Linked DNA regions of Homo sapiens: region 1 is linked to region 2. Evidence: chromatin loops called from intact Hi-C (ENCODE). Cell type or tissue: B cell. All regions are shown on one strand. Each heading gives the region's core, and the rest is flanking DNA. Links, peaks and the distances in the headings are about the cores only.

The links. Peaks named below come from ENCODE experiments on the same cell type or tissue, not always from the same donor. Only the 100,000 strongest peaks of a DNase experiment are listed, where the experiment ranks them.
Region 1: a loop joins it to region 2, with 7 times the contacts of the local background. A loop is called at or near these places in 6 of 110 quality-filtered maps.

What each region holds. Positions count from the first base shown.
Region 1 is chr1:180,856,529-180,873,111 of GRCh38, forward strand. XPR1 (xenotropic and polytropic retrovirus receptor 1) reads left to right here. Exons shown (of 15, transcript NM_004736.4): 12 at 7,180-7,346. LOC124904464 (a long non-coding RNA gene) reads right to left here and starts at 16,356. Exons shown (of 2, transcript XR_007066760.1): 1 at 16,218-16,356; 2 at 1-4,272. In B cell, for the core only: CTCF peaks have their summits at 6,854 (motif pointing left) and 7,055; a DNase peak (open chromatin) is centred at 6,853.
Region 2 is chr1:181,158,167-181,174,450 of GRCh38, forward strand. No RefSeq gene overlaps it. Among named protein-coding and RNA genes, the nearest start is that of LINC01732, 8.2 kb to the right of the region's middle. RefSeq lists an enhancer at 1,479-1,598 and silencers at 2,187-2,481, 8,566-8,615, 8,626-8,695. In B cell, for the core only: CTCF peaks have their summits at 8,608 (motif pointing left) and 8,816; a DNase peak (open chromatin) is centred at 8,575; H3K27me3 peaks cover 235 bases.

The DNA of each region.
Region 1 (16,583 bases), core at 3,574-11,573, 300 kb before region 2:
CGTAAGTACCTTAAAGTCAACACGTCAAAAAATAAACTCATTTTTTTTCCTAAGCATGCTTCAAGCCCCATGTTCTCTAACCTAGTTTATGGCACCATGCCACTCACCCAGGTTAAAAACTAGGAGTTATTTTTGACTGTATCCTTCATCTCACCTTCAAAATTTACCAAGTCCTGCCAATTTTAGTTCCCAAGTATTTCTTAATTTTTGCCTTACCTCTCTGTTCCTTAAACTTATACTCAATTCTAGTCCTCATTGTTTCTCACTGGGCTGTTGCCACAGCCATATTAATACACTGCTTTCAATCTTTACACCTCAAACTCATCTCCCCAAAGATACCTAGAGCTGCACTGTTGCATAATTTAACTACCAGCTACATCAGTCTGTTGAGCATTTGAAGTGTGCCTAATCTAAATCGAAATGTGCCGTAAGTATAACATACAAACTGGATCTTGAAGACTTAGTTTGAAACAAAAAACTGTGAAGGATATCAATTTTATTTTGACTATATATTAAATGTAAAAGTGATAACATTTTAGGTATAGATTACATAAAATATATTATTAATTTTACCTGTTTCCACCTTTTTGAATATGGTTACTAGAAATTTTATTATTACATATACTCTTTCTCCACCTTCACATGAAAATGTGGCTGGTTCCTTGTCAGTACCCAAGTCCCAACTTAAGAAACCTTCTCTGCCTGAACGCTGTTTCTGCCTGAATACTGTCTGAAGGAATTTTGTCTTATCATCCTGTTCTGTTTTCTTCATGGTATTTTTCACTGTGTGAAATCATCATCTTTACTTATATATCTGATCATTGTCTACCCCTACGAAATAGGAGGCTTTACTGAGGCAGGAAATTTGTCTGACCATTAGTAAATAAGATTCACTGTTGTGTACCTGGTACCTAGAATAATATCTGGCATGTGCAGGTACTCTTTATTGAATGAATGGTTTCTATTCTGCTTGAAATGGTTCTCTCTGCCCCATAAACTTGTTTAACTCAAGTCCTTTCATGATTCAGCTCAAGTAGTACCTCCTTCAGGAAGATTTTCCTGGCTATTTCCCCTCCTGGCTTATTGATTCCTTTTCTATGCACAGTTCCAGAACTGTACCTATACATTGTGTTTTTGACTAAATTCTCTCTCCTCTTTTAGACTTGGCCCTTAGTAGTTCTTCAGTATATTCTCATTCCCTAGAATGTACCTAGTTAGGTTACCCAGTAGACATTCAGTATTTGTTTGCTGAATATACAAGCAAGCAGATGTTTTTTTGGAGTTAGTCTTTAGTATTCTAGTTATACAATAAATAATGCAGGTTATAGTATATACTCAGTAGTAAACAGTTCTTGAATTAGTAAAGGAATTCCTATGTACTATTTTTATTATAAAAACAATATAGTGGCCGGGTGTGGTGGCTCACACCTGTAATCCCAGCACTTTGATAGGCCGAGGCAGGCAGATCACCTGAGGTTGGGAGTTTGAGACCAGCCTGGCCAACATGGAGAAACCCTGTCTCTACTAAAAATACAAAATTAGCCGGGCGTGGTGGCGCATGCCTGCAGTCCCAGCTACTCAGGAAGCTGAGGCAGGAGAATCGCTTGAACCAGGAGGTGGAGGTTGCGGTGAGCCTAGATTGCACCATTGCACTCCAGTGTGGGCAACAAGAGTGAAACTCCATCTCAAAACAAAAACAAACAAAAAATATAGCAAAATTAAAGTCTTACTTAAATCATTTGTATAACCACCCTAATAACAATTATTTTCCTCAGCCCACTTTCTTCCTTAATCTTACTTCCCTCATCTGAGATAACCACTTCTGTTTTTTTCCCATAAACATAATTTTATATACAGTATGAAATAAGCAATAATATGTGTAATAACTTTTAAATTCTATTTTCCCACACTATGTTAGAAATTTTGTAATGTTACTTCATGGTTTTATGAAACTACTTTTTTCGTTTTAAAGTTGAGATGGACTTAGAGAAGCAATGCTGTCTAGTACAAAATGTTCCTTAGATGAGGATTCCTCATTCTGGTTCCCCCATTTAGCCTTAGGCCCTATGAGTTCCTTTTTTGTCTCAATCATTTTAAGAATGTGAATTTTCTGTAACCACAAAGCTTGGAAGAGGCAGTCTATATTCAAACCCAGGTCTCCTAACTTTAAATCTAGTTATCTTTCCATTTATTAACTATCTCCCTCAACTTCAGTTTCCTTAACTATAAAATGGGAATAATAATGTCTGTCTTGTCTGCCCTAAGGATAAAGATGATAATCACCTGAGGGATTAATATATGTGATCTCACATGTAACTAAAACACACTAAAGATCGGGGAATATCTATATTTGTTCATTTTTTGGAGGACAGTATTAATCTGACAATTCAAAGGTTTGATTTTTCTTTTTTTTGGTAATAGAAATAGATCCAGGATTTGCTAGATCCTAAACTCAGTCATAATTCAGTTTACCTTTATAGGTTTGGGCTTTGAAAACTAGGTCCAGTCTGTTGTGTTTTCTTATTTTATTTCAAACCAGTTCTCTTTTCACGTGGTGCCACATTTTTCATTTTTGAAATATCCACCCTGAAACATGATTCAAGTTGATTTCCATATGTAATTTTTCTGATTTCTCTCTTTAGTACTTTTCCTTCTCTCTTTTTAAAAAATCATTCCCACATTGTCCCTTTAGTATTTTAGTCCTTTTCCTTTTTTCTTTTTTAATCATTCACACAATGGCTATGGGTACAAAACTGTAAGAAATTTATTTTTATTTTTATTTGTTTTAAATTCATGGATACCATTGCCATAAATATGTCCAATATGAATTATGCTGCGAATGTGGCAGGCATATACTGGATAGAAGCTTAGAGTAGAATAGCAATGACTTGATTTTCTGTGATTCTGAATATCACTAAAGTGTGCTACCAGGGTTAGCCAAGAGAGAATAAGATGTAATTGCTTGCCTAAAGTGATAATATCTTTCCAGGACATCTCCTGAATACCAATGAAGGCAGATGATTTCAGGGAGAGAGGCATTCTTCACTTGAGAGATGGGAAAGATCAAATAATGGTAGTAATTAAAATGAGACCAAAATGTAGCATTTGTAGACCAAGTGTGTGCTAATCATTGTTTGAAGAAGTTCATCAGATAAAATATTACTTACTCTGAAATATTCTGTAAGAATATTTATTTAAAAGGCAGTAAGTCCTCATGTATGTTTCATAGAAATTGCATAGAAATGATATGGACTTCTAATATAAAAAATTAGAGTGTGATTCAGAAAAGAAAGATACTTTTAAATGGTTTTTAATCAAAATTGTCTTAATCAAAATTTTAAAGTTGTGAATAAATACATTCAAAAATGTTGTTTGGAAAATGAAAAGACAAGCCACACATTAACAGAAAATATTTGCAGGAAACCTATCAGAAAGAGAACTGGAATACAGAATAAATTTTAAAATTTCAGACAATGCAATAATAATAAGACAAGAAATTCCCCCTCAAAATTTTTGGCCAAATATTTTACCAAATCCATCACCAGAAAAGATACACATATGACAATTAAACACATAAAAAGATGCCTGACATCACTAGTCATCAGAGGAGTAAAGATTAATATCACAACTAGATACTACAAAATGTCTATTAGAGTAGCTAAATTTTTTTTAATGACAGTATCAAATACTGTTGAAGAAGAGGAGGAACTAAATTTCTCTTACATTGCTGGTGAAAATGCAAAATGGTACAATAACTCTTTAAAACAGTTTGAAAGATTTTCATAAAGTTAAACATCCACTTACCATACAACCCAACAGTCTCACTCCTATCCAAGGGAAATGAAAACATATTACATAAAGTCTTGTGTATGAATATTTGTAAAGTGACTTTTTTGGAATTGTCAAAAACTGAAAACAGTCTGTATGTTCATCAGCAAGTAAATGGATAAACAATTTGTATACATCCTTACAAAGTAATACTATTTAGCAAGAAAAAGAAATAAGCCACTGATACATGCAACAACATGGATAAATCTTTAATATATTATGTTAAGTGAAAACAACCAAACTCAAAATGCTATATACTAAGTGGTTCCATTTTATGTGACTGTCTCAAAAAGGCAAAACTACCAGAAGAGAACACAGACTGGTGGTTGTCCGTGGGGCTACAATGGAGTGTGTGGGAATTCTTTGGAGTTATGGAGATGGTCTGTAACTTGATTGTAGTGATGGGTACATGACTCTGCGTTTGTCAAAATGAGCAGGATGTGACTAAAAAAAAAAAAAAGAAATAACATGGGCTTGCAAGAGAGAAACACCAGATCCATTGTACCACTGTAAGAATTACACTCTAAGGATAAGATTTACATTTAAAATCTAGGAGAAATACCAGAAAATTAGCACATTGCTTTTAGTTTCATTATTAATTCCTTTTTCATGTAACATTTTTACTCCTCTTCACAATCTCCTTTTATGTAATAATTTACACTTGATTATTTCTTCAGTAATTAGTAAAGAAAGAAAGAAAATCAGCTTTCTGTAATAAGACTCCATATCACCTATACTCACTTGAGAAATACTCATTTTGTTATCTCCTACTAAATGTATCTATTACTCTATTCTCATGTCCTTTTACTAGCAGACAAAACAATAGCTTATTATTAGGAAAATTAAATGAGACAATATTTGTAAAATACCTGGCACATACCTTACATTCAGTTTTTTTAAGTGTTGTAAATATAAATAAGTTCCTTGCCTTTTTATCTCTGTGTGGATCTTGTTTTGAAAATATGAGGAGTGAATTTTACTAAGTTGCCAAATTTGCTTTATTCTTTGTGAACCTTAGTAGATGAATTGTAGTATCTTTTTTAATGTAGCCATGATGTGAATTATTGAATGACACTTCTCAGCTAGACCCTATATCTGCACATAGAATGAAATAAATACATGTCAGAACACACGAACTATACCTAGATAGTAAGTAAATAATTTTTTAGGCATTTTAAGTTGATAATTTATGACATAATGTTGTAGTATAAATATTCAGCTCAATTTGTTTTTAATGAAGAAAAATTTTTGTGGAAATAGTTTAAATGTGAAAATGTGATTATATCAGAGCTGGGCTATTCATGAGAATCACATGTGGACCATTTAAAGAAATACCAATTTCTTTCCCTACCACTGCCTTTCTAAGAGAAGCAGCTAAACAGTGATGTGCTAGTATATGTTCAAGAAACCAGCTCTTGGGTGGGAGTGGGGATAAGGAGCATTGATTCCTAGTGTTTGCTGATTTCCACGGTGTAAATACTTCCACTATAGCCAATTTCAAGCTACTAAGATGATAACACTGAATGTGGAGTGAGGAAAAGATGTACAGTAGCACAGCATTATACAGTATTTCCATCATGCAAGTACAATAAATACATCCAACCTCGAGAATAAAAGCAAAAATTAATAAAATTAAAAAGTAATGAATTTTGAGTATGTGTTACCTTTGTTTTAATATAGCTATTTATAAAGTTATGTAAGTTAATTTTTAATAATGACTGAGTTTGACAACCAGCTTCCAGAGTTTCTGAAAATTTAACAATTGGCCTCTCATAAGCTGATGAGAACTGATGTTCACACAACACTGAAGCTCCAAGGCAACTATTTTTTTTTTAACTAATTGATTGCAAGTAATTTGCCAACCAGTTGTTTTTCTAAAATACAGATCTGATCCTAAAGCCCACGAAGGCGTTCCACAGTCAGACCCAGATGAGTCTTTTTCAGCCTCATTTTAAATCATACCATTTCTCTCACATCTTCTATATGTCACCTACACTAGATGTAGGTAACTTGTAGCTTCTCAAACACACCTGTACTTCCCCCCACCTTCTCATTATCTGCCTTCTCAGTATCTTCCTTCAGCCTCGAATGACCTCACCTTATCTGCCTGACTTTTGCAATACTATTTATTTATCCTTCTAGAACTAACTCAAATGCTGCTTTCTCTTACTTCCTACTGTTGGAAACATTCCCATTTGCCTTGGTGCTCTCATAGCCCTTTGTTTATACTTCATTTTGAGCTCAAATTTATCAATTTATAATGAATGAATGTTTCACTCTCTAGATTATAAACTTCTAAGGGGTGCCTTTAAATCATACTGTACTTATTAACACATTAATATAACCTAAAAGTGGTTAATGAACACTTGCTTATTTTAACAGAAAAAAATTATGAACGATGCATGATATATCCTTCACTTTCTATATCTTTGAGAAACTGACCAAAATTTAAACTTTTTTGAATTAGATTTGTACGCCTTTTTTTCCTGGTGATGCAGAACCATATTAGTAGTTATATACCTATAGCACACCTAGAGACATTTCACAATGGACTCTAGAGCTTACCAAAGAAGAATTTCATTAGATAGTATATGAAGCAGAAATGATTAAATTGTATAACTATATTTGTGAATCATTATTCTCATTTAGTGTGCCTTATAATAAGTATTTTCAGCATAAAGCCAAAGGTTACTTTATAGTGTTCCCAGCAAATTAGGCCTTTGTATCAATAAACACCCTCTAAGAAAAGCTAAAATATCATACTTTGCTTTGTGACTTGAGAGAAATTTGCTTTCATACATATCCTTAAGGGTAAAATCCTTATCACTCTGTTGTTTTCGGGCATTTTATCTAGACTTAGGATTATCTGGTTGCCATCATGATAAGTATGGACAACATCTAAGTGTATGAAGGAAATGTTCTAAAGTAAAAACAATCCAAGAATTTCTTGAAGCAAATGCACATTCCTTGTTAGTAGTGTTTCAGGAATCTTTTTCATATTTTGCACTAGGCTGCCACCTGATGGCAAAAGTTAAAATTGCATCTTTTGTAACATTCGACGCCTTCATTGCAATTATACAGATTTTTATGTATTCAGCATAGAGCCTCCAAAACTTTTATACATTTGTGTAAGTGTTATGTATTCAATAAATGTTTGATGATTGCTTTGGACCTCAGGGAAATCATATTTATTATTTAACCTTTGTTAGACAGTGATCTTCCTACGATCTGTTTAAAGCTTTGCTTTCTTATGGAGCTATTTTAAGAATCTGTTTTAATTAGTGTTATTAATGAAAAATTTTACTTAAATGTAGTAATTTTCTCTTTTCTCTTTCCCTCTTCTTTCTTCAGAACGAGGTCACTCGGACACTATGGTGTTCTTTTACCTGTGGATTGTCTTTTATATCATCAGTTCCTGCTATACCCTCATCTGGGATCTCAAGATGGACTGGGGTCTCTTCGATAAGAATGCTGGAGAGAACACTTTCCTCCGGGAAGAGATTGTATACCCCCAAAAAGTATGTATAAAGAGTGTGTTTGTTTAAAAGAACAAACTTAGGTATACCACTAGCTAATCCTGTTGCAGTACAGACCCAACCTCTAATTATATTACTCTAATATAATTAGAAAAATAATTAACAAAAATACTAATTCATTCGGTCAGCAAAAATATATTAGATGTTTACTATATGCTAGGTACTATAGGAAATCAAAACAAAGTAAAATTCTCATTCTCAAGGAAAGCCATAAACTATGTTCAGATAAGTAAACAAATTGCAATACAATGCGATAAAGACTGGAATGGAAGAATAAATAACTTACTGTAGTTTATGATTTGTTTTTGAACATGGAATGCCCTCAGTCTGAAACACTCTCTCTCGTCTGCTTTGTAAACACCTGTTCCTCCTCTTTAAAAGTCAGTTTAAGTGTTACTTTCTCCAAGAAGCCTTTCTTTATTTTTCCTAGCATAGTCAGCTATTCATCTTAATCTTTTTTTACCCTATATAAACTACCATTATAGCAGTTATCACACTGTATTATAATAATGTGCTTAGGTGTCCATATTCTTCACTTCCAAGCATAATTACTGGTCTATAGTAGACTTAATGTTTCTGGGATGAATGAATAAATACTTGACTAAATGAAAAGTGTCATGAAAAGACAAAGGAGAAGGAGTGGCTGACTCTGCTTGATTGCATCAAGAAGACTTCTCCTTTCATTTATTTCATCTAATATTTGTTAAAATCAAGTGCCATTTCAATCAGAAAACATAGATAATTCTTTAGGAATAATTCTTTAGGAATTATTTTAGGATTTTTTCTATGTATTAATAAAAAGACAAGAGGGGCTGAATTAAAAAGTCAAAAAATCAAAAATATCTGTACTCAGATATTTTAGTAAAGGATAAATACCATGATTAGACCTTGAAAGAAATTAAACAATGAACTGGTAATCCTGAATGTGAATGTAAATTCTAATCCCAGCTCTTTCACTAACTAGCTATATAATTGTCTGCAACCAGACTATAGTGGATTCTTGTTTATGAGGTAAGTATGTTAAACTAGATTATCTCTTGATCTTTTCCCAGTCTAAAATTCTGTGATGGAGAGGGAAGTGTAGATTAGGTCACTAACATTTTCTACTCTATCAGCATGTCACTAGAACCTTAAAATTGTATTTGGAAAAGTGTATGGATGTGTAATATTCAATTGGTAAGTAGGGAAGGCCATTTTCAGGTGTGAGGAATGGTGAATTCAAAGAATGATATGTAGAGTAACTTCAGATGAACAAATAAAGGGGAAAAGGGGAGAGTTGTTGACAGTGATCTTTTTTACCTAAACTATAGCAATACCCCCAATGTGAGAAATTAGAATATATGACCAAGATATTAGACATATTTTTATAAATCTAATTTGAAAAGAAAATTAATAATCAGAGAGTAGATAGGAGCTCAGTTAAAAATGGCCCTTTTGTGCTCACCAAATATGTGTGTTTTATTTCTGTTTACATTGTTCTTGCCCTCTGAGAGCTATAAAACATTTGTTTCTTTTTTTTTTTTTTTGAGACAGAGTCTTGCTCTGTCACCCAGGCTAGAGTGCAGTGGCACGATCTCGGCTCACTGCCAGCTCCACCTCCCAGGTTCACACCATTCTCCTACCTCAGCCTCCCAAGTAGCTAGGACTACAGGCGCCCGCCACCACGTCCGGTTAATTTTTTGTAGTTTTAGTAGAGACGGGGTTTCACCGTGTTAGCCAGGATGGTCTCAGTCTCCTGACCTCATGATCCGCCTGCCTCGGCCTCCCAAAACATTTGTTTCTTATTATGATAATTGCTTAGATAAATTGTTTGTATCTTTATATAAATGTTGATCCATTCCCGCTTTTACATAGTTCTAACATAGTGATTTCTAGGTAATAAAATTAGTGAATATAATTTTTCACTTAGTTTCTTTGCTGTTACATATTTTCATGACTCTAAAAAACAAAATAAATACTTTCCTACATTATAATTTGCAAACTTATAAGAAAGATGTTCTGCTGGATCACCACATTCCTTTAATTTTAAAAAATACTGGCCAGACGTGGTGGCTCACACCTGTAATCCCAGCACTTTGGGAGGCCAGGACAGAAGAATTGCTTGAGTTCCAGACCAGCCTAGGCATCATAGTGTGAGACACTGACTCTACTAAAATAAAATGAAATAAAAATAACTGGATATGGTGGCACACGCCTGTAGCCCCAGCTACTCGGGATGCTGAGGCAGGAGGATCACTTGAGCCCTGGAGTTCAAGACTGCAGTGGGCTATGTTCATGCCACTGTACTCCAGCCTGGGCGATGGAGCAAGACCCTGTCTTAAAAAAAAAAACAAAAACAAAAAACTAAAACAAAAGGCAGATAGTTGGAATAAAATTCATCCAGCTTGAAAAGTGTGGAATCCAGTGGAGCTTCATTAAAAATTTAGAACACAGGTATATGAACCTTAAAATCAGTTCTTAGGGATTAACAGTTCTTAAAATCAGTTCTTAGGAATGCATAATATTAAGCACCACATCCCAGGTCCAGGAACAATTTTTGTCATCTTTATATTCACACTTAATTTTTCTGTGTCTCTTGACCTCAAAGATAAGTGTATTCCTCCTGAAAGACTTCCACATTTTTGGTGACACCAGTTTCCACATTGGTCATGGTGAATAGCTTAAGACTGACTCTGAAAGGCACATGAAATTGCAGTTCTTCAGTTAAGCCTAATAATAAAGTGAATGTGGATTTACCCAAAAATTGCATTATCACTATATTGCGAGGAAGGAGAGGGAACAGTGAGCCATGTGAATGTGTTAAAATCCTCATAATAATCCTCATTAAATTTATCATAATCATCAGTCAGTGAATAATATCTAAAATTGAGTAATCAAGATATAACACTATACACATATTAGTTTATTTTTTTTTTTTAATTTTTTTTTTTTTATTATACTCTAAGTTTTAGGGTACATGTGCACATTGTGCAGGTTAGTTACATATGTATACATGTGCCATGCTGGTGCGCTGCACCCACTAACGTGTCATCTAGCATTAGGTATATCTCCCAATGCTATCCCTCCCCCCTCCCCCGACCCCACCACAGTCCCCAGAGTGTGATATTCCCCTTCCTGTGTCCATGTGATCTCATTGTTCCATTCCCACCTATGAGTGAGAATATGCGGTGTTTGGTTTTTTGTTCTTGCGATAGTTTACTGAGAATGATGGTTTCCAATTTCATCCATGTCCCTACAAAGGACATGAACTCATCATTTTTTATGGCTGCATAGTATTCCATGGTGTATATGTGCCACATTTTCTTAATCCAGTCTATCATTGTTGGACATTTGGGTTGGTTCCAAGTCTTTGCTATTGTGAATAGTGCCGCAATAAACATACGTGTGCATGTGTCTTTAGAGCAGCATGATTTATAATCCTTTGGGTATATACCCAGTAATGGGATGGCTGGGTCAAATGGTATTTCTAGTTCTAGATCCCTGAGGAATCGCCACACTGACTTCCACAATGGTTGAACTAGTTTACAGTCCCACCAACAGTGTAAAAGTGTTCCTATTTCTCCACATCCTCTCCAGCACCTGTTGTTTCCTGAGTTTTTAATGATTGCCATTCTAACTGGTGTGAGATGATATCTCATAGTGGTTTTGATTTGCATTTCTCTGATGGCCAGTGATGATGAGCATTTCTTCATGTGTTTTTTGGCTGCATAAATGTCTTCTTTTGAGAAGTGTCTGTTCATGTCCTTCGCCCACTTTTTGATGGGGTTGTTTGTTTTTTTCTTGTAAATTTGTTTGAGTTCATTGTAGATTCTGGATATTAGCCCTTTGTCAGATGAGTAGGTTGCGAAAATTTTCTCCCATGTTGTAGGTTGCCTGTTCACTCTGATGGTAGTTTCTTTTGCTGTGCAGAAGCTCTTGAGTTTAATTAGATCCCATTTGTCAATTTTGGCTTTTGTTGCCATTACTTTTGGTGTTTTGGACATGAAGTCCTTGCCCACGCCTATGTCCTGAATGGTAATGCCTAGGTTTTCTTCTAGGGTTTTTATGGTTTTAGGTCTAACGTTTAAATCTTTAATCCATCTTGAATTGATTTTTGTATAAGGTGTAAGGAAGGGATCCAGTTTCAGCTTTCTACATATGGCTAGCCAGTTTTCCCAGCACCATTTATTAAATAGGGAATCCTTTCCCCATTGCTTGTTTTTCTCAGGTTTGTCAAAGATCAGATAGTTGTAGATATGTGGCATTATTTCTGAGGGCTCTGTTCTGTTCCATTGATCTATATCTCTGTTTTGGTACCAGTACCATGCTGTTTTGGTTACTGTAGCCTTGTAGTATAGTTTGAAGTCAGGTAGTGTGATGCCTCCAGCTTTGTTCTTTTGGCTTAGGATTGACTTGGCGATGCGGGCTCTTTTTTGGTTCCATATGAACTTTAAAGTAGTTTTTTCCAATTCTGTGAAGAAAGTCATTGGTAGCTTGATGGGGATGGCATTGAATCTGTAAATTACCTTGGGCAGTATGGCCATTTTCACGATATTGATTCTTCCTACCCATGAGCATGGAATGTTCTTCCATTTGTTTGTGTCCTCTTTTATTTCCTTGAGCAGTGGTTTGTAGTTCTCCTTGAAGATGTCCTTCACATCCCTTGTAAGTTGGATTCCTAGGTATTTTATTCTCTTTGAAGCAATTGTGAATGGGAGTTCACTCATGATTTGGCTCTCTGTTTGTCTGTTGTTGGTGTGTAAGAATGCTTGTGATTTTTGCACATTGATTTTGTATCCTGAGACTTTGCTGAAGTTGCTTATCAGCTTAAGGAGATTTTGGGCTGAGACGATGGGGTTTTCTAGATAAACAATCATGTCGTCTGCAAACAGGGACAATTTGACTTCCTCTTTTCCTAATTGAATACCCTTTATTTCCTTCTCCTGCCTGATTGCCCTGGCCAGAACTTCCAACACTATGTTGAATAGGAGCGGTGAGAGAGGGCATCCCTGTCTTGTGCCAGTTTTCAAAGGGAATGCTTCCAGTTTTTGCCCATTCAGTATGATATTGGCTGTGGGTTTGTCATAGATAGCTCTTATTATTTTGAAATACGTCCCATCAATACCTAATTTATTGAGAGTTTTTAGCATGAAGGGTTGTTGAATTTTGTCAAAGGCTTTTTCTGCATCTATTGAGATAATCATGTGGTTTTTGTCTTTGGCTCTGTTTATATGCTGGATTACATTTATTGATTTGCGTATATTGAACCAGCCTTGCATCCCAGGGATGAAGCCCACTTGATCATGGTGGATAAGCTTTTTGATGTGCTGCTGGATTCGGTTGGCCAGTATTTTATTGAGGATTTTTGCATCAATGTTCATCAAGGATATTGGTCTAAAATTCTCTTTTTTGGTTGTGTCTCTGCCCGGCTTTGGTATCAGAATGATGCTGGCCTCATAAAATGAGTTAGGGAGGATTCCCTCTTTTTCTATTGATTGGAATAGTTTCAGAAGGAATGGTACCAGCTCCTCCTTGTACCTCTGGTAGAATTCGGCTGTGAATCCATCTGGTCCTGGACTCTTTTTGGTTGGTAAACTATTGATTATTGCCACAATTTCAGAGCCTGTTATTGGTCTATTCAGAGATTCAACTTCTTCCTGGTTTAGTCTTGGGAGAGAGTATGTGTCGAGGAATGTATCCATTTCTTCTAGATTTTCTAGTTTATTTGCGTAGAGGTGTTTGTAGTATTCTCTGATGGTAGTTTGTATTTCTGTGGGATCGGTGGTGATATCCCCTTTATCATTTTTTATTGTGTCTATTTGATTCTTCTCTCTTTTTTTCTTTATTAGTCTTGCTAGCGGTCTATCAATTTTGTTGATCCTTTCAAAAAACCAGCTCCTGGATTCATTGATTTTTTGAAGGGTTTTTTGTGTCTCTATTTCCTTCAGTTCTGCTCTGATTTTAGTTATTTCTTGCCTTCTGCTAGCTTTTGAATGTGTTTGCTCTTGCTTTTCTAGTTCTTTTAATTGTGATGTTAGGGTGTCAATTTTGGATCTTTCCTGCTTTCTCTTGTAGGCATTTAGTGCTATAAATTTCCCTCTACACGCTGCTTTGAATGCGTCCCAGAGATTCTGGTATGTGGTGTCTTTGTTCTCGTTGGTTTCAAAGAACATCTTTATTTCTGCCTTCATTTCGTTATGTACCCAGTAGTCATTCAGGAGCAGGTTGTTCAGTTTCCATGGAGTTGAGCGGCTTTGAGTGAGATTCTTAATCCTGAGTTCTAGTTTGATTGCACTGTGGTCTGAGAGATAGTTTGTTATAATTTCTGTTCTTTTACATTTGCTGAGGAGAGCTTTACTTCCAACTATGTGGTCAATTTTGGAATAGGTGTGGTGTGGTGCTGAAAAAAATGTATACTCTGTTGATTTGGGGTGGAGAGTTCTGTAGATGTCTATTAGGTCTGCTTGGTGCAGAGCTGAGTTCAATTCCTGGGTATCCTTGTTGACTTTCTGTCTCGTTGATCTGTCTAATGTTGACAGTGGGGTGTTAAAGTCTCCCATTATTAATGTGTGGGAGTCTAAGTCTCTTTGTAGGTCACTGAGGACTTGCTTTATGAATCTGGGTGCTCCTGTATTGGGTGCATAAATATTTAGGATAGTTAGCTCTTCTTGTTGAATTGATCCCTTTACCATTATGTAATGGCCTTCTTTGTCTCTTTTGATCTTTGTTGGTTTAAAGTCTGTTTTATCAGAGACTAGGATTGCAACCCCTGCCTTTTTTTGTTTTCCATTGGCTTGGTAGATCTTCCTCCATCCTTTTATTTTGAGCCTATGTGTGTCTCTGCACGTGAGATGGGTTTCCTGAATACAGCACACTGATGGGTCTTGACTCTTTATCCAACTTGCCAGTCTGTGTCTTTTAATTGCAGAATTTAGTCCATTTACATTTAAAGTTAATATTGTTATGTGTGAATTTGATCCTGTCATTATGATGTTAGCTGGTGATTTTGCTCATTAGTTGATGCAGTTTCTTCCTAGTCTCGATGGTCTTTACATTTTGGCATGATTTTGCAGCGGCTGGTACCGGTTGTTCCTTTCCATGTTTAGCGCTTCCTTCAGGAGCTCTTTTAGGGCAGGCCTGGTGGTGACAAAATCTCTCAGCATTTGCTTGTCTATAAAGTATTTTATTTCTCCTTCACTTATGAAGCTTAGTTTGGCTGGATATGAAATTCTGGGTTGAAAATTCTTTTCTTTAAGAATGTTGAATATTGGCCCCCACTCTCTTCTGGCTTGTAGGGTTTCTGCCGAGAGATCCGCTGTTAGTCTGATGGGCTTTCCTTTGAGGGTAACCCGACCTTTCTCTCTGGCTGCCCTTAACATTTTTTCCTTCATTTCAACTTTGGTGAATCTGACAATTATGTGTCTTGGAGTTGCTCTTCTCGAGGAGTATCTTTGTGGCGTTCTCTGTATTTCCTGAATCTGAACGTTGGCCTGCCTTGCTAGATTGGGGAAGTTCTCCTGGATAATATCCTGCAGAGTGTTTTCCAACTTGGTTCCATTCTCCACATCACTTTCAGGTACACCAATCAGACGTAGATTTGGTCTTTTCACATAGTCCCATATTTCTTGGAGGCTTTGCTCATTTCTTTTTATTCTTTTTTCTCTAAACTTCCCTTCTCGCTTCATTTCATTCATTTCATCTTCCATCGCTGATACCCTTTCTTCCAGTTGATCACATCGGCTCCTGAGGCTTCTGCATTCTTCACGTAGTTCTCGAGCCTTGGTTTTCAGCTCCATCAGCTCCTTTAAGCACTTCTCTGTATTGGTTATTCTAGTTATACATTCTTCTAAATTTTTTTCAAAGTTTTCAACTTCTTTGCCTTTGGTTTGAATGTCCTCCCGTAGCTCAGAGTAATTTGATCGTCTGAAGCCTTCTTCTCTCAGCTCGTCAAAATCATTCTCCATCCAGCTTTGTTCTGTTGCTGGTGAGGAACTGCGTTCCTTTGGAGGAGGAGAGGCGCTCTGCGTTTTAGAGTTTCCAGTTTTTCTGTTCTGTTTTTTCCCCATCTTTGTGGTTTTATCTACTTTTGGTCTTTGATGATGGTGATGTACAGATGGGTTTTCGGTGTAGATGTCCTTTCTGGTTGTTAGTTTTCCTTCTAACAGACAGGACCCTCAGCTGCAGGTCTGTTGGAATACCCTGCTGTGTGAGGTGTCAGTGTGCCCCTGCTGGGGGGTGCCTCCCAGTTAGGCTGCTCGGGGGTCAGGGGTCAGGGACCCACTTGAGGAGGCAGTCTGCCCGTTCTCAGATCTCCAGCTGCGTGCTGGGAGAACCACTGCTCTCTTCAAAGCTGTCAGACAGGGACACTTAAGTCTGCAGAGGTTACTGCTGTCTTTTTGTTTGTCTGTGCCCTGCCCCCAGAGGTGGAGCCTACAGAGGCAGGCAGGCCTCCTTGAGCTGTGGTGGGCTCCACCCAGTTCGAGCTTCCCAGCTGCTTTGTTTGCCTAAGCAAGCCTGGGCAATGGCGGGCGCCCCTCCCCCAGCCTCGTTGCCGCCTTGCCGTTTGATCTCAGACTGCTGTGCTAGCAATCAGCGAGATTCCGTGGGCGTAGGACCCTCTGAGCCAGGTGTGGGATATAGTCTCGTGGTGCGCCGTTTCTTAAGCCGGTCTGAAAAGCGCAATATTCGGGTGGGAGTGACCCGATTTTCCAGGTGCGTCCGTCACCCCTTTCTTTGACTCGGAAAGGGAACTCCCTGACCCCTTGCGCTTCCCAGGTGAGGCAATGCCTCGCCCTGCTTCGGCTCGCGCACGGTGCGCACACACACTGGCCTGCGCCCACTGTCTGGCACTCCCTAGTGAGATGAACCCGGTACCTCAGATGGAAATGCAGAAATCACCCGTCTTCTGCGTCGCTCACGCTGGGAGCTGTAGACCGGAGCTGTTCCTATTCGGCCATCTTGGCTCCTCCCCCGGATTATTCTTATTACACATATTAGTTTAATACATGGAGGCTAAGTAGAAGAAGTAGCTACAAATTTTGAAAATGTTCGGTCTCTAGGGATGGAAAGAGAAGGTGGCCAGGGGACTTTTTTTTTTTTTAGAATAGCATTCTCACAATGACTAGTATTACTTTGTTTAAAAATTTTTTAAGTAAAATAAATATTATGGCTTAATACATAGTAGTTCCCCTTCCCAAAAATTTCACATTCATTAAATACATATATTTAAAGAGCTGATTT
Region 2 (16,284 bases), core at 4,208-12,207:
TAATGCAAGTAAAAAAAAAAAAAGGAAGTTTTGTTTTGTTTTGTTTTGAGATGGAGTCTCACTCTGTCCCAGGCTGGAGTGCAATGGCATGATCTTAGCTCACTGCAACCTCCACCTCCTGTATTCAAGCTATTCTCCTGCCTCAGCCTCCCGAGTAGCTAATTTTTGTATTTTTTTAGTAGAGATGGGGTTTCACCATGTTGGCCAGGCTGGTCTCGAACTCCTGACCTCATGATCCACCCACCTCGGCCTCCCAAAGCATTGGGATTACAGGCGTGAGCCACCTTGCCCGGCCCTCGAAGGAAGTTCTTTATGTACTGATATGGGAATAACCTCCCAGATACACTTCACAGTGAAAAAATAAGGTGCAGAACAGTGTGTGCAAAAGTGTGCTATCATTTCTGTAGAATGGGAAAGAACATATGTGACAGTGAGAGCTGATATATAGTGTTGAACCTCCCTTGTGAGGTAGGTACCACAATTATGTCCTGTTCTGTGGATGAGGGTAACTGGGGCACAGAGAAGCTGTCCAAGGTCACATACTAACTGGTGAGGGACAGTGCTACGTCTTGAACTCAGGCAGTCTGGCTTCAGAATTTTTACTCTCATTACTACATCATGTTCTTTTGTATGTATACCTGGGCATATTTGTTTGTATTTTCATAAACTATCTCTGGGTGATTAAGAGAAACTATGGGAAGGGGATATTTCACTGTATTTCCTTCTGTGCATATGACTACTGGGTCACATGAAATATTATCTATATATTTTTTAAAAATTCAATAAACGTATGATTAGGAGCAGGGTGCAGGGGAGGGGGATATGTTGCTTAGGACCTGAGTTCCCTAAGGCAGTTGTAAAATTCCAGCCTGGGTACCAGGGGCAGAAGGTCTCCGCCTGCTGTGCTGGCTACACTGTGTGGCCTCACCATGGCTCTGATCCACTCATAGGGCTCTTGCATGAATGGTGGGTGAAGGTGAGCCAGGAGATGCCCAGGTCCTGCCTACTGGAGGGCTGTGCCAGCCCACCTTGTCTTATTCTGATTCTGGGGTCCAGGGTCAAGGAGGTGGTCAGCAGGCTGGACCCTGCACTTGGGCCTTTGGTGTGATCCAAGGCCATTGTCCCCACACCCTGGGGCTATCAGTTTACCTGCTGGGCTTGCTTGGGCATCTCAGGACAGTGGGATGGGATGGGGCAGGGTCTATTTTTGGTGGTGCCCATAATGGGTTCCTGCACAGGAGCATGTTCCTGGGAACAGAGGTGCTGCAAGCAGGAGCACCTTCAGGTTTTCAAGCACTTGGACTTCGCTTCAGCTCCAGATAAGAGGCCTACACAGCAGTGCGAGGGAGTCACCCATGGCCACAGAGAGGGCTGTGGGGCTTCCTTTCTGACATACACTCATCTGAAGAGAATTTCCTTTCTCTGCCCTCCCCTTTCTTTGCTTGTCTGGGCACAGCCTGGCGCTGCTGTGTGATGAGTTGGTGCCAGGTGTTCAGAGGCCACCCCTCCCCAGTGGCTGGCCTCCTCCTCCATCTGTGATGAAGGAACCAGAATACCTGCAACAACCACGCAAACTCACAACCACAACTGCCACAAACCACACAACAACCATAGCTGCAACAACCACAGCCATTTGACCACACACCACAAGTGCAGTAACTACCAGAACTGCAGCAACCACACAAGCCACAACAGCAGCAACCACAACACCCGCACAACCACACATCCACAGGGGCCATTAGCTGCTGTTTACCAAATGCGTACTTTGCTCTCACTTAAGACCCTGAGATGCAGTCCCGCAGCCTCCTGCTGTAGATCAGTGGAGGCTGAGGAGGTTGGGTGACTTCCGAAGACTGTCAGGCAGGAATGGGTGGGGCTGGTCTTTGGCTCAGAGACCTTGCTCCTTGGAGGGAAGGTGTGGTCCTTTGAGGACTTCCGTGTCAATTTGGCTGTAAGCCCTCGAGGTGGAAGCTCTTTCTAGTTTCCTTTTCCAGTGGGTGCCCTGAGATGCTTGGCTCCGAACTATGAGAATAAGTGGGCCTCCCTGTGTAAAGGGGTTGGGAGCAACAGGCTTGTTTTCCTCTCGTCCCAGTTCTCATTTTCTGTGGCACCTCATGTGGGAGTTCAGTCAGGCTGGTGGAAAAAATTTTAGATGGAGTTATAGGATATAGACACAAATCTTCTTGGAAGGCTGGGGAGTTCTGCATAGCTTCAGATAGTTTGGCTGAAGGCAGCCAGATTCTCTTTTCAGGAGCCTAAGAGCTTAGGGCGCAGATACAAAGGCATATAAGGGAGTTTATCTAAATAGCATGTTTACACATGTGGTCCTAAGACTAACCTTTGACCATTCGTGGGCAGGATGGCTGTCTTTGGGGGAGGGCAACCAGATTAATTACCCATAGGTGTGTTGACTCAAAGCCTTTGTCATTTAATGTGTGCTGGATAAATGCTGGCAGGACCAGCTAGTTGAGGCCACGGCTGCTACTCTTTACAGCACCTTCCTTGGTGTTTGTGAGGGGCCCAGACCCTTAACTGGACTGACAAGCAGAATATCTGTGTCACTGTACGTTATTCATCCATCGTTGGGTCAGGGTCTGTGGGACAGACCCCCACAACCTCCCACTGGGGAGCAGGCCTCTGGCCTCCTGAAAGCCAATTTCCCAAAGGCCACTTTCCTCCCACCATGCAGTCACAGCTGTATACCTGCTGGTCCACCCTGCTGCCTTGGGGGTCCCGTGAAGGCCGGCTCTGTCTTTCTAGCTTTGCGCCTCTGTGCTCTGTGCAGGGCCTGGCATTTAGCAAGTGGTCTGGCAATGAAGGAAAGAACTTCCCTAGAAGGTTGTAGGGGTCCCCAGATCTTTGTGGCTCACTGTCACGAGTATTTCCAGGTGGATATTTGAGCAGCAGACTGTCATTGGGAAGCAGGGCCTGGGCTCTGGGCCGCATTGGACAAGCAGTTTCTGCTAGCCAGAATCTGCTAGCTTTCTCTCCTGGGTACCGGGGAGGTACTGGGCACAGTGGGCTGAGGCCTGTGGCAAGCTGGGCACAGTCATGGTTCTTTCAGTTTCTGTTTCCTATTAGGGACTGACAATGGAATTAAGGGGCATGGAGAAGAGTGAGGCAGATGGTCCATGCTTCTGGAGAGCTCCGAGGACCTAGATGTTGGGTGTAGGGGGCGCTGGAGGGGATATCAGAGGAGCCATGAGGGGGTCGCAAAGGAGAGGCAGGGAGCGGGTTGGGGTCAGAGTTTGAAGCCAGCTATCAGAGGAGGGAGGGCGCTGGTGGCCTTGCATCATGTGTGGGGTGGAGAGCACAGCCCAGGAAAAACAGTGATGGGGGAAGGAAGGGGTGAGGTGAGGCTGAAAGAAGACGCAAGCTTCTGCTAAGGAGGCTGGGTTTTATGTAATAAGCAACTGGGAGTCATGAGCACCGGAAGATGATGCAGTCCACACGTGGCCACTCAGGAAGACAGCTGCATCTTCTGTGAGGAGGCCTGGGGAGAGCTGTCACCCGGGCAGGATGGTCTACACAAGGTCTGCTGCAAACTCGGGTGCTAGCCTGGGTAGTGGCTGAGAAAATGAGCAGCTGGGACACCAGACGAGCTGGGCTGGGAAGGACGAGGCTGTGTGGTGCATCACCAGCCAGATGCCTGGGGTTGCAGGCTGGGAGTGGGGAAGGTGTGCCCAGGATTTAGAGGACACTGGGGGTGGAGAAGTGGGGGCAAGGGACAGGGGGAGAAGGAGAGGGGATAAGGAGAAATGCATTCTAGATCCAAGAGAATAAGATTTAACAGCAAACTTACTTTGTTCAGTTCATTTCCACATGAGGCTGTGCAAGTGAGAAATGAAGTGTCTCCTCATTACTCTTAATTCTGTCAGTGTTAGGAAGCAAGAAGACTCCCCTCTTCCAGTCCTGGGGGTTGTTAGTTATGCTGAAAAGCACCCTGTGCTCTTTTTTGATTTCAGAGAAGGGGTACATTTTCCTCCAAGGAAGGGGGAGCCAGTTCCGGGACCTATCAGACCAGCACCTCTGAGGTTTGCTAAAGTATTTGCCTGGCTGTTCAGAGGCCCTAGTAACACAGTCAATTAACACATAATTTGTTTTATTTATTTATTTAGAGATGGGATCTTGCTCTGTTGCCCAGGCTGGAGTACAGTGGCATGATCTCAGTTCACTGAAACCTCAACTTCCTGGGCTCAAGTGATCCTCCTGTCTCAGTCTCCTGAGTAGCTGGGATCACAGGTGTGAGCCACCATGCCTGGCTAATTTTTTTGTGGACATGGGGTTTCACTATGTTGCCGAGGCTGGTCTTGAACTCTGGAGCTCAAACAATCTACTTGCCTTGGTCTCCCAAAGTGCTGGGATTATGGGCATGAGCCACCACACCTGGCCATAATTTGTATGTGTATTATAACTATATTCATACAATAAAGTAAGCTAGAGAAAGGAAAATGTTATTATGAAAGTTGTAAGTGAGAGAATACATTTACTATTCATTAGGTAGACGTAGATCATCATAAAAGTCTTTACCCTCATAGCCTTTACATTAAGTAGGCTGAGGAGGTGGGAGAGAAGGGGTTGGTCTTGTCTTGGAGTGGCAGAGGCAGAAGAAAATCTGCATATAAGTAGGCCCAAGCAGTTCAACCCCATGTTGTTTAAGGGTCAACTGTATTTCAAATGAGGAAAGCTTGGGCTAGACTTAGAGAAAGGTAAGCAGGAGAAAAGTAATCATTAGCATGAAATACCTCTGAATTAGAATGCTGTCCACCTCCTCCCTGTCAAACAGCTGTGTGTACCTGGCTCAGGCCCCCTATTATTGTTCTCAAGTGTCAATAAAATTCCATCTGTACCTTCACTGGCTCCTTATCTTCATATAGACCCAGATTTTTGTGCATGCATCTTAGCTCAGATTGCTATAAGAGAATACTAAACTGGGCAGCTAAAGCAACAGACATTTACTTGTTTCTCACAATTTTCAGGATGGAAGTCTGAGATCAGGATACCAACATGTTCAGGTCTGGTAAGGGCTCTCTTCCTGGCTTGCAGACAGCCACCTTCTTGCTGTATCCTCAAATGACAGAGAGAGAGAGAGGAAACTCTACAGTCTCTTCCTCTTCTTATAAGGGTACTAACCCCATTATGAAAGACCAACATTCATGACTTCATTTAAGCCTAATTACCTCCCAAAGGCTTTACCTCCTAATACCATCACATTGGGAGTTAGCATTTTAACATATGAATTTTGAGTGACACAAACATTTAGTTCATAAGAGTATAGTTACCTTGTTCTCCCAAAAGCTTTTTTAATTCTTACAAAGGAGTTAACACTAACTAGTTAATAACATGACTTTGAGGGCTAAGAGATATGCTAGTTGGGAAATGTCTAATATGATATAATGCCTGGCTCACAGCTGGAAGCAATACATCATAGCAATAGTCATTATTGCTTAGATATTTAGTGCTTTTGTAGTTTAGTTCTAAACTTTTGTAATTTTCAATGTGATGTCATTCCACATAAATTTTTTACCTGGAACATGGGCTATAATTTCTTTTAATTATTATAGAAAAGTATATATATTTTCCTCTCACTCTTGAATGAGTAACAGTTTAGCTAGGTATAAAATTCTATATTGATAGTAACTTTCTCTTGGCACTTTGTGAGTTCCTCCCATGTTTTCTGGCATCTGTTTCTGATGATGTTCCTCCCATCAGTGTTCTTTTTTTTTGTAGATAATCTTTTTTTTCCCCCAATGAGATTTTTTTTCTTTATCCTGAGATGTCTCACAGTTTCACTGTAATATATAGACACTTAGCTATATCACAGTGAAAATACAAGTTTCTATGTATCCATATCTAGTGAATTCTAACTTTAATACTGGAAAACTTCAGATATTATCTCTTTGAACATCACTTCTCTCTCATTCCTTTTATTATTTTCTTCTGGAATTCCTATTAGCTGTATGTTGATGCCCGTCAGTGTATCTTCTGTATCTCTTAGCTGCCCTTTCATATTTAAAAAAATACATTTTCCCTCTTTGTGTTGCATTATGGGTGATTTCTACAGTACTGCCTCCTAATTAGTGGATCTCTCTTCTACCATGACAACATAGAGTTTATCCAATACTTATGAGTTTATGTATTTTTTTTTTGAGACTGAGTATCACTCTGTTGCCCAGACTGGAGTGCAATGGTGTGATCATGGCTCACTGCAGCCTTGATTGCCCAGGCTCAAGCAATTCTCCCACCTCAGCCTCCCAAGTAGCTGGGACCACAGGTGCACGCCACTATGCCTGGCTAATTTTGAAATGATTTGTAGAGACGGGGTCTTGCTATGTTGCCCAGGCTGGTCTCAAACTCCTGGGCTCAAGCTATCCTCCTGTCTCAGCTTCCCAAAATGTTAGAATTATAGGAGTGAGCCACTGTGGCTGGCCTGAGTTTATGTATTTTAATACCTATATTTTTCATTTCAATTGGTTCTCTTTTATAACTTGCTTTTGTTTTAGTTTGCCTATTTATTGTTTCATAGTTTATGTTTTTATAAATGGTTGTTAGTCATTCCTTTATATCTTTGAGGATCCTAAACATTTCTTCAAGCACTTTTTAATAGTTGACATATTACATAATTTAAAAAATTTTCTGTCTCTTCCATAGAATGTAAGTTTCAAGAAGGTAGTTGTATTAGTCTGTTTTCACACTGGTATAAAGAACTGCCTGAGACTGGGTGATTTATAAAGAAAAGAGGTTCAATTGACTCACAGTTCTGCATGGATGGGGAGGGCTCAGGAAACTTACAATCATGGTGGAAGGGGAGGAGGCACATCTTACATGGTGGCAGGGAAGAGAGAGCATGCAAGAGCAGGAAAAACTGCCTTATAAAACCATCAGATCTTGTGAGAACTCACTCACGATCATGAGAACAGCATGGGAAAATCACCCCCATGATCCAAGCACCTCTCACCTGGTCCCTCCCTTGACATGTGGGGATTATAAAGGATTATAATTCAAGATGAGATTTGGGTGGGGACACAGAACCAAACCATATCAGCAGTCTTGTTTTGTTGATTATTGTATCTTGAGCACCTAAAACAGTGTCTAGGACATGGTAGGTGCTTAGAATATTTGCTAAATAAATAATCAATTCCTTAAAAAGTCAGTGTCACATTGCCCTACCATTTTCACTTCTTCTGAAGTGAATTCAATTCCTACCATTACATTTTTAGATTACATTTTTTGACTGCCTTTTTAGTCTTTCTCTTGTGGGAGTTATTATTAGTAATTTTAGTCTCTCTCTATGCTCATTCCCTTTCAACCTAGTGGTTTTGCAGTAGCTTCTTTTTGGTCCTCGCAGCCCCCAATTCAGAACCAGATTTTCAATTGTCAGCTCAGGTATCCATACTGCCATGATTTGGGGACGTTGCTGATCCCAACACTGAGCCAGGGGACCTCTTTGGCAAGGTTCCTCTTCAACTGGGATAAGAAGCTTTGTATAAGTCTCAGCCCCAGCATTTTATATTCCTGGTTCTTGGGTGTGAAAGCCCCACCCAGTTTCTGGACTGGGAACCCCTGGCCATGTATAGTTCCCCTTTTACCACAAGAGAAGAGAAAAGCTCCTGGCCACCTCTGCCTGAGTGGTGACCTGGAGAACCTATAGCACCATTTCTGCTGTAGAATTGTATTTCTGTGTTTCTCTGATCCTTGGAGATGCTGATCTTTTTTTTTTTTTTTTTTCCTGGAATGCAATGGCGTGATCTCGGCTCACCGCAACCTCCTGGGCTCAAGCGATTCTCATGCCTCAGCCTCCTGAGCAGCTGGCAGTACATGAACTTGCCACCACGCCCAGCTAATTTTTATATTTTTAGTAGAGACAGGGTTTCACCATATTGCCTAGGCTGGTCTCGAACTCCTGACCTTAGGTGATCCACCTGCAGCAGCCTCCCAAAGGGATGGGATTACATGCGTGAGCCACTGCGCCCGGCCAAGATGCTGATCTTCCGGAGCAAGGCTTGGACTTTCATTTTTAAAATTTTTATATCTTATGTATTATTGCTAGGTGTTTGGAGTGGTGGGGGGCACTTAAAGCATGGATTTACAGTACCATTGTGCCTGGAAGGTGTTTGTGTCCCCCATTAAACCTATTGGAACAGCAGGCCCGCGGGGTTCACTCTGGAATGGCTGCAATGCTGACGTTGGAGGACATGTTAAAGCTCACCTAGCTCTACCTCATCTTACAGAAGCAAGGCCCAGTGGCTTGCTTCAGGCCCCGCATTTTGATAGCCTCGGAGCCAGGAAGGTAAACGTGACTCCGCGCCTGGGTCTTTGAACACTTGCCTTTGAACATCTGATGTTTTTCACGCAGAATGGCCTTCCTGCTTTGCTGCTGTCTGAGCCTCACAGTTTAAGGGTCAGCTCTAGTTCTACCCAGTTTTCTGTAGTCTTTTCTTCTTCCCCAGGCATATGGCACTTAAAAGGGAGGGAAAGAGCATGGGTTTTAATCATTACCTAGTGCCGACCCTGTAGTGGCTCTGCATGTGGGCTGGGCGGAGTGTCTTCACAGTTAATGGCTGTGTGAACGCTCACATTTTATATACGCCACTGCTCTCTAGTGGTCAACCCAGGCATCAACTCTGTAGTCTGGAACAGTGAGTAAAGCCACCCCAAGCCGTTCATAGCAAACATTAAGGTTCTCATAGTCATAACTTTCCTACCATTCATGGAAAAAAAAGTTCAAGTCCTGTTTATTTGGTCTTTCAAAGCCAAATATATTATATTTATTTATATAATCAGAAACTATATATCTACCTCTGTATGTAGAGGTACACACATTCTCCCATTGAAGTTGATCATTTAAGCACCACTGTCCCATAGAAATATCACACAGGGCTGAGGCCAGGCATGGTGGCTCATGCCTGTAATCCCAGCACTTTGGGAGCGTAAGGAAGGAGAATTGCTTGAGCCCAGCAGTTTAAGACCAGCCTGGGCAACATAGCGAGACCCTGTCTCTACAAAAAATAAAAAAATTAGCCAGCGGTAGTGGTGCACATCTGTAGTTCCAGCTACTCGGGAGTCTGAGGCAGGAGGATCACTTGAGCCTGGGAGGTTGAGGCTGCAGTGAGCCGTGATTGTGCCACTGTACTCCAGTCTGGGTGATGAGACTCCATCTCCAAAAAAAACAAAAAAACAAAAAAAACCCAGAAATATAACATGAGCCACATAGTAACTTAAAATTTTCTAGTTGCCGCATTAAAAAATAAAAAACATGTTAAATTCATTTTAATGATATAATTTATTTAACCGAATATATCTAAAATATTATCATTTCAACATGTAATCAATGTAAAAATTACTCACCAGATATTGTATATTCTTTTCTTGATAAGTTTTTGAAATCTGGTATGAATTTTACACTTATAGCACACCTCAGTTCAGACCAGCCTCACTGCAATTGTGGGTAGCCACATGGGACTAGTGGCTACTGCTTTGGACAGCAAAGGTCAAGGGCGGTGGTTTCCAAACTCCGTCCTTGCTCTTGCAATCTCCGGGGAGGGGAGAGGAGCTGAAGTTTAAGTTGATCACCAATGGCCAGTGGCTTTATCAATCATGCCTCATAATGAAGCTTCCATAAAAACCCAAAGAGACAGTGTTCGGAGAACTTCCGGATAGCCGAACACGTGGAGGTTCTTGGAGGGTGGCGTGCTCAGGGAAGGTATGGAAGCTCCATGCTTCTTCCCCCATACCTTGCCCTATGCCTCTCTTTGTTTATATTCTTTGTAATATCCTTCATAATCTGGTAAACATGTTTCCCTGAGTTCTGTAAGCCACTCTGGCAAATTAATCAAACCTAAAGAAATGTGGAAAGCCCAGCTTGAGGATCTGTGACTGGTGTCTGGAGGAAGAGGGAGGCATTCTTGTGGGACTGAGCCCTCAACCTGTGGGATCTGATGCTATCTCCAGGTAGACAGTGTCCGAATTGAATTGGAAGATACCCCTGCAGCTCACGTCTGCTGCTGAATTGATTGCTTGCATGTTGGTGGGGTAAAACCACCGAGTATTTGGTCACAGAAGTCTGTTGTTTTTTGAGACAGAGTCTTGCTCTGTCACCCAGGCTGGAATGCAGTGGTGCAACCTCCGCCTCCTGGATTCAAGCAATTCTCATGCCTCAGTCACCCAAGTTGCTGGGATTACAGGTGTGTACCACCACAGCTGGCTCATTTTTGTATTTTTAATAGAGAAGGGGTTCTTACCATGTTGGCCAGGTTGGTCTCGAACTCCTGGCCTCAAGCTATCTGCTTGGCTTGGCCTCCCAAAGTGCTGGGATTATAAGCTTGAGCCACTGAGCCCGGCCAAAAGTCTTCTGTATTGATGTTGTTGGTGGTGTGAGAGCAGAAGAAACATTGTTCACGTTTGTTCCACTCACCTTGGCTGTTGCCACACACCTTGGAGGATGGCATTGCAATTTTGTGTGCCTCCTTTTAAATGCAGAGCAATGGAAGCTGATAAAATATAAGAAGAGAAAGCCACTGTTTTATGGGGAAGGTCGTTAATATCCTCCCAGGCTTTTAACAGGCCTAAATCTGAGGTGGTACTGGATCAGTTTGTCCCATTTCATGGGGCTGAGGGACAGAGGGGGAAGAATCTTTTTTGGGAGCAGCAGTTTTCCCCTCTGTACTCTGGAAGGAGCATCTTCTTGCAGTTGCTCCAAGTTGCAGACTGGTCTCAGGGTCCTCTCATCTCTAATTGGTGTCCCCCTTGGTTCATCTGTCTGACTGCATGTCCTAGCAAGTCACAGTCCTATCCCAGGCATCAAGGCTGAATTTCAAGGTGTCCTTAAGGTATGTCTTCTGGTCACCCTGTTTATAAATGCAGGCCTTAATTCTCCACTCAGCAGCCTCTACGGCACTCATTAGTAGCTGTGTTTCTTTTTTCAAATATAACCTTTATGGTAGAGTCATAATATGGAAAAGATGCCAGCAGATTGAAATTTTGTAAATCAAATAATTTTGATTGCTCTGGGAGCTCACAATTTAAGGAATCCTGTGGTGAATTCTTTTGTAGACCGAGTAATCAGCCCTCTCTTTGTTTTAAAAATTCAAGTTTTAATATATTATCTTGCCTGAGGGAGATGATTCCACACATATTAAAAATAAAAAAGATGCAAAGAAAAGATCCCATCTTCATGCTCCCCTTCCATATTTAAGTGGCAGTCTGTAATCACAATTATCCGGCTCTCAAGCAATTACACTAAATATTAATGAAAGAACCCTAGTCACACAACTGCGCCCAAGGGAAGCTTCTGCCTGAAAGTCAGGGTTAATGGCCTCACAATCGTTTTAATGGATTTTCAATGAAGTGTGAAGATGACAGGCCAACAAGGGTGAGGTTCCATGACAGAGCACAATTAGCATCTTCCCATTAGTACCTGACCTTGTTTCTATTTTTATTTCTTTACAATCCTGGTGAACTGATTCCCTGAGTATGTATTTATTAGTTTATGTTGAACACAACTCATAAGACCTTTGTTAACTCAGAGTAAGAGCGCCCATCTCCACTGCTTCTGCGGGAGAGGTGTTATAGCTTTGTTCCGTGGGGGGTATTGGTAAAGACCCTCCTGATGATGTTTAGACAGCAAGGCTGATGCCCGCACATTCTAATGACTGACACGCTGCTGCTTTCTACTGGCCCTTTCTAACTCCCTGGCCCCCTTGTGTTCCACCCTTGTGACTCCAACCCCTGAAGAACTCGGCCTGAGACACCCAGCTCCCAGTGCCTGATCCTCTGTTGTTTCTTTGTCCTCTGGAGTAATTGCTAGTGGTTACAAGCTCAGCCCCTGGAATCACATTGATTGGGATGGAATCCTTCCTCTACTAGCTGTGTCTTTTGGCAAGTCACTTGATCGTTTGGTGCCTCAGTTTCCTCAGCTGTAAGATCAGCCTTTAGTGCCTGTGGGCAAGCCAAGGGCCTTCTGTGGAACTCCTCCAGGGTGCCCTGTCTTCCTCCCGCATTTTGAGTCCACGTTCTTAAACCCCAGGAGTTTCCTTGACTCCCCTCTTAGCACTTCTGGGGACTCAGATTTTGCTCCGAATCTCTGGTTCCCTGACTGAGTCCCCTCTTTCAGAAAGGCTGCAGAAACTCTTTTTCCTTGTTTTAAAATTGGTGTTCTAACCTAGGGATTGGCAGACTATGGCCTGCCAACCACATCTAGCCCACAACTTATTGTTATAAATAAAGTTTTATTGGAACAAGCCAGGCTTATTCATTTATGTATTGTCTATGGCTGCTTTCAGGCTGCCACAGCAGAAGTGCGTAGCTGTGACAGAGACAGTGGCTCACAAGTCTAAAATATTACTATCTGGCTTTTTCCAGAAAATGTTTACCAACCCTTTCCTGTGTCCAACCCTTGAAACGTTTACCAACCCTTGAACTGTGTCCCCACAGAAAGATATGTTGAAGTCCTAACCTCCAGTACCTCAGAACGTGACCTTATTTGGAAATAGGGTCTTCACAAAGATAATCAAGTTAAAATAAGTTCATTAGGGTGGGCCTTAATCAATATGAGTAGTGTCCTTATGAAAAGGGGAAATTTAGACACAGAGACAAACGCACACACAGGGAAGATGTTGTGAAGACAACACCCTGTGAAGAGGCAACACCCTGTGAAGAGCGAGGCATCTATGCCTGAGGCTACCAGAAGCCTGTAGGGAGGCCTGGAACAGCTCCTTTCTGAGGGCAACGTGGTCTTAGACTTTAGGCCTCTAGAGCTGTGAGACAATAGATTTCTGTTTTTTTAAGTCACCTGGTATGTGGCAGTTTGTTATGGCAGCCCTAGGAAATGAATGCACTGCCTAACCAATTCTTTTCTTTATTCCTTGTTGTTCTTTTATGTAACACATTTGTATGTTGTGCCAGGTCACTTCAAGGTGGCCCTCATACATGAGGTAATGGTGTCACCACCCAGTGTGTTCATTTTGCCTGCTGCCCAGAAAGAGCTGAAGATCAACACTGGGGAATTGCAATAGAGAAAGAGTTTAATTCACGTAGAGATGGCTAAACAGGAGACCAGAGCTATATTATAACTCAAATCAGCCTCCCCCAAATTTTGGAGGCTAGAGTTTTTCAAGGTTATTTTGGCAGGCAGGGGGAATGGGTGTTGCTGATTGGTTGGGGATGCAATCCTAGGGCTGCGGAAAACAGTCCTTGTGTGTTGAGTCCACCTCTGGGTCGGGGAGCCACAGGCTGGCTGAGTCTTGAGCCACTTGTCCAGGTGGGTAAGTCTGAAAAAGATCTCAAAAGACCAGTCTTAGGTTCTGTGATAGTGCTGTGATCTGCAGAATTAACTGGGGAGGTTGCAAATTTTCTGACCTCTGGAATAATGGCCAGTAATCGTTTATGTCTACACCTCAGCAGCATCTAGTCTCTTCTCATCCTCTTAACCTGGTGGCCTTTCATTCATAGATTTTCATTAGTAAACCACCTTTCATTTCAAAGGCAGTTTAGTTTTGGGGAAGGGCTATTACCATTTAAACTGTAAACTAAATGTCTCCCAAAGGTAGCTTGGCCCATGCCCAGGAATGATGGAGGAAAGTTTGGAGGTTAAAGACAAAATGGGGGTTGGTTAGATCAGATCTCTTTTGCTGTCATAATTTTCTGTTATAATTTTTGCAAAGGCAGTTTCATCAGGGCCACTTGTCAACTCGTTTAACAGGTGACGGAGGCTCAGAGGCTTTGAGGGCCTTGTGCAGGGGCCCCTTGTAGGGCAGCAGTGGGGAGAGAACCAGCAATTCCCGAGGGCCCATTCTGTGCTTTCCTCACATCACTTCGCGGCCCCCACAGCCAGCTGAGGAATTATAGGAAGAATCAGGCAGTTATGACTGGAAAAAGTGTGCTTTCTCTCCTGCCTCACTTCCCTGTCTCTGCGGGCTACTCAGCCACCTGAAGGACTGTCACTGTTGGAACCAGCCTGCACGGGATGTGGAATGTCTAGGGAAGTTGTTTCTTCCAAGGACAATGCTGGCCTCACCAGTGTGTGGCAATAAGAGACAGGATTGCTCTAGAGACTGAAACCACCTTTGCAAAAATCATAACTGAGAAAATTATGACAGTGAAAGATACCAGACATAACTGACCCCATCTTGCTTCTAACCTCTAAACTGTCCTTATTCATTCCTGGGTATAGGCTGAACTAGCTTTGAGAAGGAATTTAGTGTATAGTTTATATAATAGCCCTTCCCAAAAGGCTAAACTGTTCTTGTAAAACAAATGAAAGGCCACCAGCTATGAAGTCAAGATGACAGTGGCTAGAATTCTAACTATTACCAGCCATTATTCCAGAGGTCGTAAGATTTGCAACTTCCCCAGTTACTCTTGAAGGTAACATCACTATTGTGAACCCAAGATCTGCCTTTTGAGATGTCTTTTCAGGTTTTTACATTTCTAACAACTGGATGGCCCCACCTGGACCTGCCAACCAGTTCTGGGGCCCCCACCCAGGAACTGACTCAGCAGAAGAGAACAGCTTTGACTCCCTATGATTTCATCCCCTGGCCAACCAATCAGTACTCCTGATTCACTGGCCCCTGACTCACCAAATTATCCTTAAAAACTCTGATCCCTGAGTTTTCCAGAAGACTGATTTGAGTAATATTAAAACTCTGATCTCCCGCACAGCTGGTTCTGCGTGAATTACTCTTTCTCTGTTGCAATTCCCCTGTCTTGATAAATTGGCTCTGTTTAGGCAGGAGGCAAGGTGAACCCCTTGGGCGGTTAGAGGACCTCTTCTTTGGCCCTGTGGGGTGTGCTGGGGCCTGAGGGGGGACAATGGAAGGGGCCTGGGGGCTGTTCCAGCGTATAAAACCATTGTGAAAGTTGGTGCTTTCCCTGGTTAAGGCTTGGTCTTGGATGCTGTAGGTTCCCCTGACCTCTGGCCCCAGGTGCCCATGCAGTCTAAGGTTCTTGCAGCCATGATCTCTGTTTCTTCCTTGTTCTGCTGTTACAACGATTCTTCCATATCATGGATATTTTGTGAGTTATGACAGTAGTTTGGGGACCACAGGTAGGGACGGTCATCCTGAAAGGGATGATCTCCATTTTATAGAAGAGAAAACTGAGTCTCTGTGGGGGTGAGTCTCACAGCCATCAGGGATGATGGTGGCACTGGGAGTGGCCCTTCTGGCTCTGCAGCTCTTGTGGTCACCCTGGGCTGAGGTGGGGCAGTGTCCATGTGCTTGGCCTCTTTTCCCATCGAACATCATTCAGAATGTGATTCCCATGTGTGGGGTGGGGTGGGGGGAGCGAGAGCCCCAGCATAGACTCCGTGAATGCCCTTCTCCATGCACTGACTATGGAAAGTGCTGGATGCACTGAGTGTCACTAGCTAAGGTAGGGGAGGATGGAGAACTAGAGGGAGAAAAGCCAGGGTGTTTTCTGGGGAAGAGAGGAAGCAGGAGGCAAAAGAACAGAAGAAAAAAGTGTGAAACTGACCTTGAGACATTAACCTATCCCGCTCTCATCCCTGCCTTGTCTCTGTACCCCTCCCCGCAAAGTTGAAGGAGGTGCCACCATCCCGGCCTCAGAGACGCCAGTTCCTGAGACTGCCCAGCCCTGGTTCAGCCTTAGCAAAAAGGTGTAACCAGGGGCTGCAGCTGTCCTGGAACTGTGGGAAAGCCTGGGGTTGGGTGTTGGGGGATCTGAAGCTGGGGTTGAGGAGGAGCTGATAGAAGGACTCTGGGAGGCAAGGTCCCACCTCAGCAGGGTGGGGCAGGTGCCTGGCACGTCATTGTCAAAGGCGTTGGAACCAGAGTGACTCCATCTTGAATAGGGGCTGGGTGAAATGAGGCTGAGAGCTGCTGGGGCAGCATCCCCAGGAGGTTAGGCATTCTCAGTCACAGGATGAGACAGGAGGTCACAAGATGCAGGTCACAAAGACCCCACTGATAAAACAGGATGTGGTAAAGAAGCTGGCCCAAACTTGCCAGAACCAAGATGGTGACAAAAGTGACCTCTGGTTACCCTCACTGCTGATTATATGCTGATTAGAATGCGTTAGCATGCTGAAGACACTCCCATCAGTGCATGACAGTTTACAAATGCCCAGAAGTTACCATGTATGTCTAAAATGGGGAGGAGCTCTCGGTTCCTAGGGAAATCTCTGCCCCATTTCCCAGAAAACTCATGAATAATCCACCTCTTGTTTAGCATATGATCAAGAAATAAAAATAGCCAGTAGCAGCCCTCGGGGCGGTTCTGCCTATGGAGTAGCCACCCTTTTATTCCTTCACTTTTTTTTTTTTT